Regions from separate parts of the Mus musculus genome. Here regions 1, 2 and 4 are each linked to region 3. Evidence: chromatin loops called from intact Hi-C (ENCODE). Cell type or tissue: left cerebral cortex. All regions are shown on one strand.

Region 1 (2,500 bases), 81 kb before region 3:
TTCATAAGCCCTACCAACTCATGTGCTCCCAAATCTACAGGCTACTCAATTAGCTCCCTCTGGTTCCCCTCTTCCCACCTTATCTACACAGACAACCAAGATCAGCAGACGCAGAATTACTTCCTGATGCTACACAGGGGTATCTGACAACTGAGAAATGCAACTGAGGACACAGAGAATACAAGGAATGATTGGGAGCAAGCATCCACAGTCAGCCTCCTCACAGGTAAGACTGGGATTTATCGTCTTAAATATGCATGAGGCCCTACCCTGTGACAAAGGAAAGGAATTTAAAATCAGGAACTTGGCATACAATGACAATGCAGTTTTTAAGCACAGGAAGTTTTGGAAACTAGGTTAAGAGACTTTCTCCAAAAGTAAAAGCAGAGAGGACAAAAGTAAAAGAGAAAAGGAACTGGCAGGTAAAACCCACAGCCCTGACACCCTAGGATTTCAGAACGAGACACTGAGAGTGCAGAAATCATCACAGAAAACATCCTGGAAGTGGCGAAGACTTTCTAGTTTGGGGAAAACCTCACCACATTCCTACATATGGTTAGTATCTAGAATTTTTAGATTAATGGGGAAAAGGAGAAGATAGTTGAGTCTTTTAGTAGAAGTGGGAAAGCCATCAACTCTCAAACAATAACATTAACAACAACAACAATACCATCAAACATTTTATATGAACTATCCTGGGATTCCATTCCGACAAAACACTGGCATCAGACTACTGACTTATAATGATTGTCAACCGAGGATTCTGACTGTACTAAATAACCAAGAAGGCTTGAGAGCCAAGTCTCCCACTAGTTAGGACGTTACCGGATAAGCTCTACCCGAAGGAGGAGAAGACATTTTCTGAATATATCTATCTGTGTGGAGGTACAAGCATGAGAGTACAGGTACCCGCAGAGATCAGGAGAGGTACTGAGTTGTTCATTCTGTCCTGGGATTTTACTTTCCCTGACAAGGGTATGTATAGGACATGATCTAGGGAGCAGCAAAGAGCGCTGGCTCTCAGTACACTAGCTGGGAAGCAACCCAAAGCTTGCAGGCATCGTCAGGGATCTCGTGAGGCACAGCAGCTACAAGAGTGCTGAGCTGAGCCTTGCGAGAAGCAGTGCCCTCTCCCTCAGTGCCTGCCTACAGTTTCTGTTACAAGGACTTGTGTGACCAACAAGACAAGCACCCAACAAGCCACCACTGCTTAAAGGGCTGGAGAACTGACACTGCTGGTAAGTGTCGGCGGCACGTGCATGAGGATTTCAGTTAGGACACCTAGCACCCATGTACTATCAGACACAGCGGCCTGAGCCTGCAATCCCAGAGCAGGGTGTGGGAGCAGGGTTTGGTGTCAGGAGCATGAAGAAGGTGCATTCCTCGAGTTTGCTAGTCAGCTACCCTATCCCAAATGGTGAGTATCTGGTTTGGTGAGAGACTGTGTCTCAACAACAACAATAAATTGAAGAACAATTGAGAAAAGACATTTGACATCAACTTCTGAATTCTGTGGGCACACACACACACCCTTTTACACACATATACTCACAAAATGTAAAAATAAAAACTCTTCATTGACCCAGTATATATAAATGGACTCTTATCGAGAGAGTCACAATTAAGAAACAAACAACATCTGCTGATCATTTATACCTTTTTTTTTTCTGAAAAGATAAAAACCAGCAGAATAAGTTTCAGAAGGGGGTGGGTGTTATGAGTGTCAGTTCCTCACCAGGATAATTTCTTACCACTAAGGTATCAATGAAAAAGAAATGCAAAATACCACATACGTAAGACCCATCCTGTCTCAAACTTACTACACGATTAGTACAGAGAGGAGGGTTGCTCTTCCTGACGAGTCTGCTGCTCGTGCATTCAGTAAACATGCAGCAAACAAATCAATGGGAAGACGGGCAAGATCAAAGGGCACCCTCAAAAAAAACGGCTCGCAAACTTACTCCTATGTCTAACAAACGCCTTTCAGTAAGCAAGTTATTAACTCCAGGTCACTGTAGCGGAAGCTGGTTAGACACTGTTGTGTCTACTGAACTCTAATCACACTTCCCAAGCTGTGGCCTCTGAAGTTAAGTGACATTTTCCAATTGGGAGTGCCAAGCAAACCTGGTGTTACCTGTCTGCAAAAGGAATAAACATTGTCATTAGGAGACGAAGGACAAGAAGTTACTGCTTTTCCATTTGAGACACCCAGATGTCTTCTCCAAATAGAAAACTTAAGATGATACATGTAGGGTCACCTTTTGTCACCTTCCCTGTGTTGGGACAATCTTTCATACATCTTCTGGAACTGGAAGTACAAGAAAGAACTACTTATCTGGCCTCTAGCTGAGAATTCAGGTTTTTTTCATTTAGATTGGCACTGGTCCTGAGAATGGCAGCTACCAATCAGCTGAAACAGCAACTCTACCCAACTCTACTCACCAGCAGAACATAGATACCTGCCTACACCTGTGTAGTTAGATGCTGCATCCTGGCCTCT
Region 2 (2,500 bases), 72 kb before region 3:
GTACTGTCTCAAGCTAAGACTCTACTACCTGCCTCCCTGGCTCTCTCCTGTCTTATATTTCCCTCCATTATCCTGAGGGCATTCCCGTGTTCCATCCTCTCTGGTTCCATCTGTATCGTAGAGCAAACTGAGCCACAGGAACACCTTTCACCCTTCTGGCCCCAAGGGCAGGAAATTAAAATATAAAGGCTAACTTCTTCATTCACGGACACACTTTTCCTAGATTTTTATTCAGAAAGAGTTGAAAAGTTATAGGAAGCTTACAAGGTAAACAGCATTAAACCTAGCACCAGCCTTTCAACATTTCACTCTTAGTGCATACGCATATGCATGTGTGTTGGGTTATGGTGGTAGAGCATTTGCTTATCACGAGTAAGACCCTAGCTTTGCTCTCTCACATACAGAGATATATGCACATATACAGATATGTACATAGTAATCTCATGTGTACATGAAATTATTTCCAGAATCTCACATCATGAGATTGAGTTGTATACATCATGCAAGATTTAATGTAAGATATATGTATTCCTGGACAGCTATCAGTTCCACCAAATTTAATGTTAATGGTGTTATGTTTATGTTACTTATGGTTCACATTCCCGTTTTGTCATTTAACTCAATGTTTTCCCAGCACTCTCTCTGACCTCCAGTTCAGGATCCAACTGAAGATCAGTACTGTACTTAGATACTATCTTTCAACAGCTATTTTTTGTCCAGACTAGGAAAAAAATAAAAAGAAAGAAAGAAAACATGTTTGTTCCTCCTTTGGGTTTATCTGATGTTTCCTTATGGTGAGATTCCAGCTGGAATACTACATACAGGATTTGGTTTCCTTCGCAGGGCCGCCCATCTGAAGACTCCCAGTGGCCATCTGTTCTCACTGGCACTTCCACAGGCATCTTGGTGATCAGGCTGACATTGCTAGAGGTCCCTCCCCTGCATTCCCATATCTGAAGCACAGCATCTGTTCCTTAGGAGCCTGAGCCTTCCTCCCATAGGCTCCACCTCCTGTGGTGCTTTCTTCACAGCTATAGGATTCCTAGACCAGTTCCCTCACTTGTACCCATTCCTGGAGAAATCAGGAGGCCCTTACTTAGTCAAACTGCTGCCAACATAGAAGAGAAAGGCTTCTTTATTCCACTTGTCATGACAGCTAGACAGCCCTTGTCAAACCCTAGACATCTGCTTTCATGGTCAGATCCCTCGACTGCCAGGGGTTCACATCGAAAATGTCAGCATCAGATAGCCCAGGCAAGATGCTCAGCCACTCAAGGTCAACTTCAGTTACATAACAAGTCAGAGGCCAGCACAGCTATGTAGCACTCCATCTCAAAAGAAAACAAGAAAATTGCATATGCCTTTATGCTCCCAAATGAAGAAAACATAGAAGCAGCTCTCTGAGAAACCCACTTGTGGCTTTTTTTCTGCCAGTGCTTCAGCTAAGCCTCTGACCTCCATTCTGTCTTCTTGACCTCTTTCCTGCCTTCATAACTCTATAAACCCCAAAGCACAAACCCTGGGTTCATTTCATTCCAAACAGCCTCCTTGCCAGCACATATGCCTGCAATGTATTTGCCTCCCACAGGAAACATATATTCAGACACAATCAAAAACTCATTCTCAGAGCAGACTTCATCTTATTTCCTTCCCCCACATACTCTCTTTTCACTTTCTTGTCTTTTAGACAAAAGTAGATATTTTATTATTTTATGTAATGTGTCTCTGATGTTCTACTTGCATGTGTTACGACCAGTAAGCTTAAACATCTTACACATAGCCACTTTTACTAAGATTTCATTCAAACCTAACAAAATACACAATATAGTTTAGCAGTTTTGAGACAATTCAGAGTTTATATGATCACTACTACAACACAAATATAGAGTATTTGTATTATTACCCTAGGGGCAAAAACAAAACAAAACCCATGTCCATTAGTAGGCACTACCCATTCTCCCATGCTTTGAGGCCTGATAACTAGCAATCTACTTTCTAAAAGTGTATGGATTCTGAACACGTCACATAAACAGAGACTTTGCAGCCTTTTGCAACAAGGTTCATTCAATCATTATTACATGTGTAAGGTCCATGCACAATGAAGCATAGATCAGCATTTCTTTCCTCTTTATGCATGAAAAATATTTCATTGTGTTTGTTTCTCCATTTATCAATCAACAAACCTCTCTGCTATCTCCATACTTTACTTATCATTCATAAAGCCACTATGAATATCCATTCTTTTGGTTAGATGCCTTGAAGTGTGTCTGCTCGGTCATATGGCTTGGCTATGTCTGACCTTTTGCCTATGTGTTTTACAAAGTCACTGCACAATTTTAAACACTCTAACCGTGCCATATGATGATTACGATTTCTACAAGGTCTTGCCAGTATTTCTTTGTTTTTCTGCCATAGCTTCTTTTGTTTTGCTTTAGATAGTGTTTAAGTGGCCAATGATGGCCTCTACCTCCCTAAGACAAAAGACTATAGACATGTAGTA
Region 3 (2,500 bases):
TATAAGATTCAATAAATTGATTTAACTAATTTAAGTAAAGACTGAACAAAGTATTCACAACCACCTATTTGTGTTTACAGAAGGCAGGTTATTAACACAGGAAAACGGGACAAAACTTTATTTTGCTTTAATCCATGACCCCAAAGAACAAAGGGAAGCTTTGGGTACAATCCAATCCCAATTCTGACACAGCATCATTCTCTGTCTCCAGCACCCTAGTTATCCCAGTCCGATTTTCTCACTTGGCAAACGAGGAAGAGACAAAGTTATCATAGGCTCAAGTGATTCACCGCATGTTCATCTTCATTGATGCCCTTAAGACAGGACTATAAAAACCCTTTGCCAAAAGAAAAGTCCTTAATCAAGCACTACATTCTGCTGTCAGAAGGACCATACAATGATATGACAATTGACCCAATTACTTCTGGCTGGGATTTCAAAATCCATTTGTTCTAGAATGGAAGAAGCCACATCACATCAGCGGGATTGAATTAGAGGACACGGTAATCATATTTATTTTGCTGGGAACATTTTCAGGATAAAACAGCTGAAAATTAATCCCATTAACAAGTAAATTAACTATTAGGGTAAGTGAATGTGAAACAGACACTTGAGTTCTATTTGCCAAGGGTGACTCAAATATTCAAAAATAAATGGACTCAGAGCAGGAGAGTACTTGTGTCCATTCATTATACGAGAGGCCACAGGCACACATCTCATATCGTCAAGAAAGTGGGCAGAAACACACGGGGAGCTACTGGAAGAAGTGTGTGGGACTCCTGCAATAATCAAGCTACAGGAACCAGCCCCACTGATTGTGTAACACCCTGGAAGCATTCTAGGTTGCCCAGGGAATTGATTTAAATTACAGCTTTGTTCCCTTTCAATGGAGTCTGTTGGTGCAAGATTGAGATAAGCCAGCAAATCTGAAATGAAGATTATAAAAACCTACTAATCTTTTCATTAAATTTGAATTGACTTTGTGAATAAAGAACACGTTGCAAGAGCCTCTCCTGCAAGGCAGCTTCACACATAGGCAATATCTTCAATATGCCCCACGGCATGATTCTGACGCGTACCTTCAACAGACTGATGGGTTTTTTTTTCCCTTACCTAACAAGACAGGCAAAGAGTAAGCTCTGCATTCCTGTCATGGATTAAAATCAGAAGAACAAACAAAATTTAAGTTAGGCCCTCCCCTTTGCATGTGGGTATTTAAAACTAAATAAGATATGGGTTCATTCCTTGGATGCCTTGCCAAAAAGAAGGGGGGGGGGGGGTAGGAGAGAATGTTGCTTAGCAACAATTAAAACAATGTGCAGCAAAGGAACAGGGTTTGAAAGAAAGCTAAGCCAGCAGGCTTGTTAGAGTCACCCTGAAAGACCTTTGTGACCCAAGATCCTGGCTGTGTCTCCTTCTGGCCTCAGGGTGAAAGTCTGTCTGTTTCCTTTTTATCTAGACAGAGACAACTTGTAATCCCAGGGAAAAGGAGATCTACTTCTAGGCAGCTCCAGGCTCCTGAATACCAATGCTTTCTTGTGAAATATGAACCTGCCCATTTCCAGTCCCGGCCGGCTGCAGTGTCTAGAGCTGGAATGGATATGGGGAGATATTTCACTAAACCTGCACTTAACGAATGGGGAAACAGACACATAAAGACACGGTGGTTTCTCCAAGATAATGAAGCCGTTTGCAGTAGCCAACCAGCCTCCAGCTCTGGCCTCACATGACATCCTTTTCTCAGTGTCCTACCTAGGCCTAAACCACAAGCAAGTCTATGATCCAGTAAGTAGGTTTTGACTATTTGTATCACTGACCCTGAAATAGGCCACTCCTGGTGGAGACACCTACCAACGTTGCCAGGAAGTTTCAAGGCTAATTACAAAGTGGATGGACCAAATATAAAACACTTCAGTCCTTCCCCCATTAAGACAGCTTATTAAATCTCCAAGACCCCTCAGAGAGGGACTGACATTCTGCAAGCACTCTAGAAAAGGAGAACAAAGGTCTGGCAAAAGGAAAAAGGCCAGAGGCTTAGCCCTCAAATCCATAGCTATGCACTGGGCCTCAGTCCAACTCACAGAGGAAAGTAACGCTTCTCCCATGCTCATTGCAAGAGCTAGACTCGCAGGCTGTCGTGTCTCGGAGCCCAGGCTGAGGAACCAGAGACTTTCAGCTCACACCCAACTTGAAATGCTCAGACACTGGTTACACTGCCTTGGGCTAGACCCTTAATGGCTCCACAAACATGTCCCAATCATGTGGACATTATGCATATTCCTGAGCTAGTGTTGGGAACAGCTGAAGATTCATTGTAACAAAGGGTCCAAGGCAGCCAGCCAGCCAGCCTGCCTGCCTGCCTGCCTGCCTGCCTGCCTGCCTGCCTGCCTGCCTGCCTCCCTCCCTCCCTCCCTCCCTTCCTTCTTTTTTCCTTCCTTCTTAGCTTTTCATTGAAATAAGTCTGAATAAAAGCTAGGTAGAATTCAAGAACAGAGAAGTA
Region 4 (2,500 bases), 100 kb before region 3:
GCAGATGTAGAGATGAAAATAAGAGACTGTAGCAAGGCTACACACAACCTGTAATGTAACCTCCTGAGAATTACCATAAAACACTCTCCTTAGGGAGTCAAACTGAAAAAAAAAAATGTGTTCCTCCAGCTAGGGAAAAAAAAATGGCAACAGTAGCATTTTCAGGCTTAACCAATTAGAGAATGATTCTTCAGTGATGCAAAGTTTATCAAACTCACCACTCATGCAGAGACCCACAAAACCTCATCACAGTCAACAGTGGGCCTTGGGCTCTTCTCCTGAAGAACTGGCAGTATCCTGAATTTCTGCTCAAGTCACATGCAGTGTGTACACACACACACACACACACACACACACACACTCTCACTCTCTCTCTCTCTCTCTCTCTCTCTCTCTCTCTCTCTCTCTCTCTCTCTCTCAGTTCCCCACAAAGCCTGCTTCTATGATCCAACCCTCACCCATATACCAGACTTCAACTTTTCCAATGTCCTTACCTCATTGCAGCCTGGGTTATCCACCAGCTGATGACTGCTGGCATGTAGAGGCTGGCCAGCATTGACAGGATTCAAAACTACCTTGTCGCCTATGACCACCTGGAAAGGAAGGAGGAACACAGCTTTTTAGGGGACAGGTACTGCTCCACGGTTCTGGAACACCCATCACAGCAAGCCTGTCACAGCACGTGTGAACTTTTAAAGCTTGACCTGTGCAGCGTGGTTTGTGTTCTGAGAGAAGGCTGAGGAGGACTTCAGTGCACAACTATTGCATACTTTGATAATCTGTGAGTTGGTCCAGAGCACTAGAAAAATGGGTTTTTATTATTATTGTTATTGTTATTATTATTATTATTATTATTATTATTATTATTATTCAGTTGAGAAGCTTGTATAAATAAGCTCAACTCAATTTGGGGGAAAACAAGCAATATACTATTTGAGTTGTTTTTTTGTTTGAAAGAATGAAGCCATTATCATGTTTCTAAAGCACTGATCTTCAAAATTGTGACTACAACAGAAGGAAATTTTTTTTCTATTATTAGATTACTATATTTATAGATAGATAGATAGATAGATAGATAGATAGATAGATAGAGAGAGAGAGATAGGTGGATGGATGGATGGATAGATAGATAGATAGATAGATAGGTAGATAGATAGATAAAGACAGACAGCTTTTACATTTTTTTTTTTTTTTCGAGACAGGGTTTCTCTGTATAGCCCTGGCTGTCCTGGAACTCTATAGACCAGGCTGGCCTTGAACATCCACCTGCCTCTGCCTCCCAAGTTCTGGGCTTAAAGGCATGCGCCACCACTGCCCAGCTAGCTTTTACATTTTTAAAGTTTATTTTTATATTGTGTGTATGTGTGAGTGCCCACTTTCTCTGTATGTACACCATGTGTGTCCTGATGTTCCTGTGGAGGCCAGAAGAGGGCTTCAGATTCCCTGCAACTAAAAGTATAGGCAATTCCAGACTGCCAAGCCATCTCTCCAGCCCCCAGCAAGAGATAGTTGAATACAGTAGTGGATAACTAAACAAATGTGTCTGTCCAGAAACTCGAACCTGCCCTTATGTGTAACACAGCCTGATACTTTTTATTCCACTCCACTATTTAAACGGACACCCTTAAAAGTATGACTGGGCCAATCCCTACAGGTAAGAAAAACTATTTTTTAAAAGATAATTATTAGTATTATACTCTCATGTAGGTCATAGATTAAGATACTAAATGACAGAAAAGCAACGATTTATTGAACACAAAACTTGGAACCAGGTACATTGGAAAGTTGTGTGTGTTGTACGATGTATGTGTATGTTGTATGTGAGTATGTTTGTGGATGTGCATGTGGAGGCTAGAGAAGGATCTAGAAGAACCTATATCATCTCCACCTTATGTCCTGAGACAGGTTCTCTGAGCACACCTAAAGTCTCCTGCTCGGTGAGGTGAGACTACCTGACGAGTGAGTCCGCAGGGTTATTTGCCTAGTCTGCTCTCCCAGTGCTCGGCTTAAAGGCAGACATAGGCAAGCCTGGTTTTTATGTGGCCACTGGGGATTTGAACTCAGGTCCTGAGGCTTGCACAGCAAGCTATCTCCTCAGCCCCACATTTGCTTTTAACGGAGGAAGTAGAAGGAAAGGAAGTAGAAGAGATGCTTGTCTTCCTATGAGGTAAAAACCTGCATATTTTGAAAATGATACATTTCGGAAAAATATATGACGAAATTTTCTATAGCATGGCATTACATACATACATACATACATACATACATACATACATACATACATAAATAAATAAATAGTCAGTCAGTCAGTCAGTCAGTCAGTATCTAGTTTTAAGTAAAGGGTAGGTAAGTATTTCCAGAATACTTCATGCTTCTCAAGGTGCCAATTTCCTTTTAGCTTGTTTTTTTAAAAGCATCTATTTTAGAACCTTAACAAGGTCAAGTACATAGCTGATAGCATTTAAACATATTCACTGTTAAGTGTGTGCCCACGTAATGA

The links. A loop is a pair of places that touch in the nucleus more often than their neighbours do. Peaks named below come from ENCODE experiments on the same cell type or tissue, not always from the same donor. Only the 100,000 strongest peaks of a DNase experiment are listed, where the experiment ranks them.
Region 1: a loop joins it to region 3, with 2.0 times the contacts of the local background. A loop is called at or near these places in 3 of 42 quality-filtered maps.
Region 2: a loop joins it to region 3, with 2.0 times the contacts of the local background. A loop is called at or near these places in 3 of 42 quality-filtered maps.
Region 4: it touches region 3 in a loop (1.9-fold over the local background); 2 of 42 quality-filtered maps call a loop at or near these places.

The regions. Positions count from the first base shown.
Region 1 is chr6:108,329,246-108,331,745 of GRCm38, reverse strand. All of the region lies in intron 4 of Itpr1 (inositol 1,4,5-trisphosphate receptor 1), which reads right to left. Among named protein-coding and RNA genes, the nearest start is that of Itpr1, 120 kb to the right of the region's middle. In left cerebral cortex, no CTCF peak of the experiment used is centred here; DNase peaks (open chromatin) are centred at 268 and 1,055; H3K27ac peaks cover 2,014 bases.
Region 2 is chr6:108,320,263-108,322,762 of GRCm38, reverse strand. All of the region lies in intron 4 of Itpr1 (inositol 1,4,5-trisphosphate receptor 1), which reads right to left. Among named protein-coding and RNA genes, the nearest start is that of Itpr1, 110 kb to the right of the region's middle. In left cerebral cortex, no CTCF peak of the experiment used is centred here; DNase peaks (open chromatin) are centred at 906 and 1,520; H3K27ac peaks cover 2,185 bases.
Region 3 is chr6:108,248,378-108,250,877 of GRCm38, reverse strand. The region is part of intron 4 of Itpr1 (inositol 1,4,5-trisphosphate receptor 1); the gene reads right to left. Among named protein-coding and RNA genes, the nearest start is that of Itpr1, 37 kb to the right of the region's middle. In left cerebral cortex, no CTCF peak of the experiment used is centred here; DNase peaks (open chromatin) are centred at 1,063, 1,261, 1,509, 2,125 and 1 more place; H3K27ac peaks cover 2,500 bases.
Region 4 is chr6:108,352,700-108,355,199 of GRCm38, reverse strand. Itpr1 (inositol 1,4,5-trisphosphate receptor 1) reads right to left here. Exons shown (of 62, transcript NM_010585.5): 8 at 495-593. Among named protein-coding and RNA genes, the nearest start is that of Gm35165, 120 kb to the left of the region's middle. In left cerebral cortex, a CTCF peak has its summit at 1,408 (motif pointing right); no DNase peak of the experiment used is centred here; H3K27ac peaks cover 35 bases.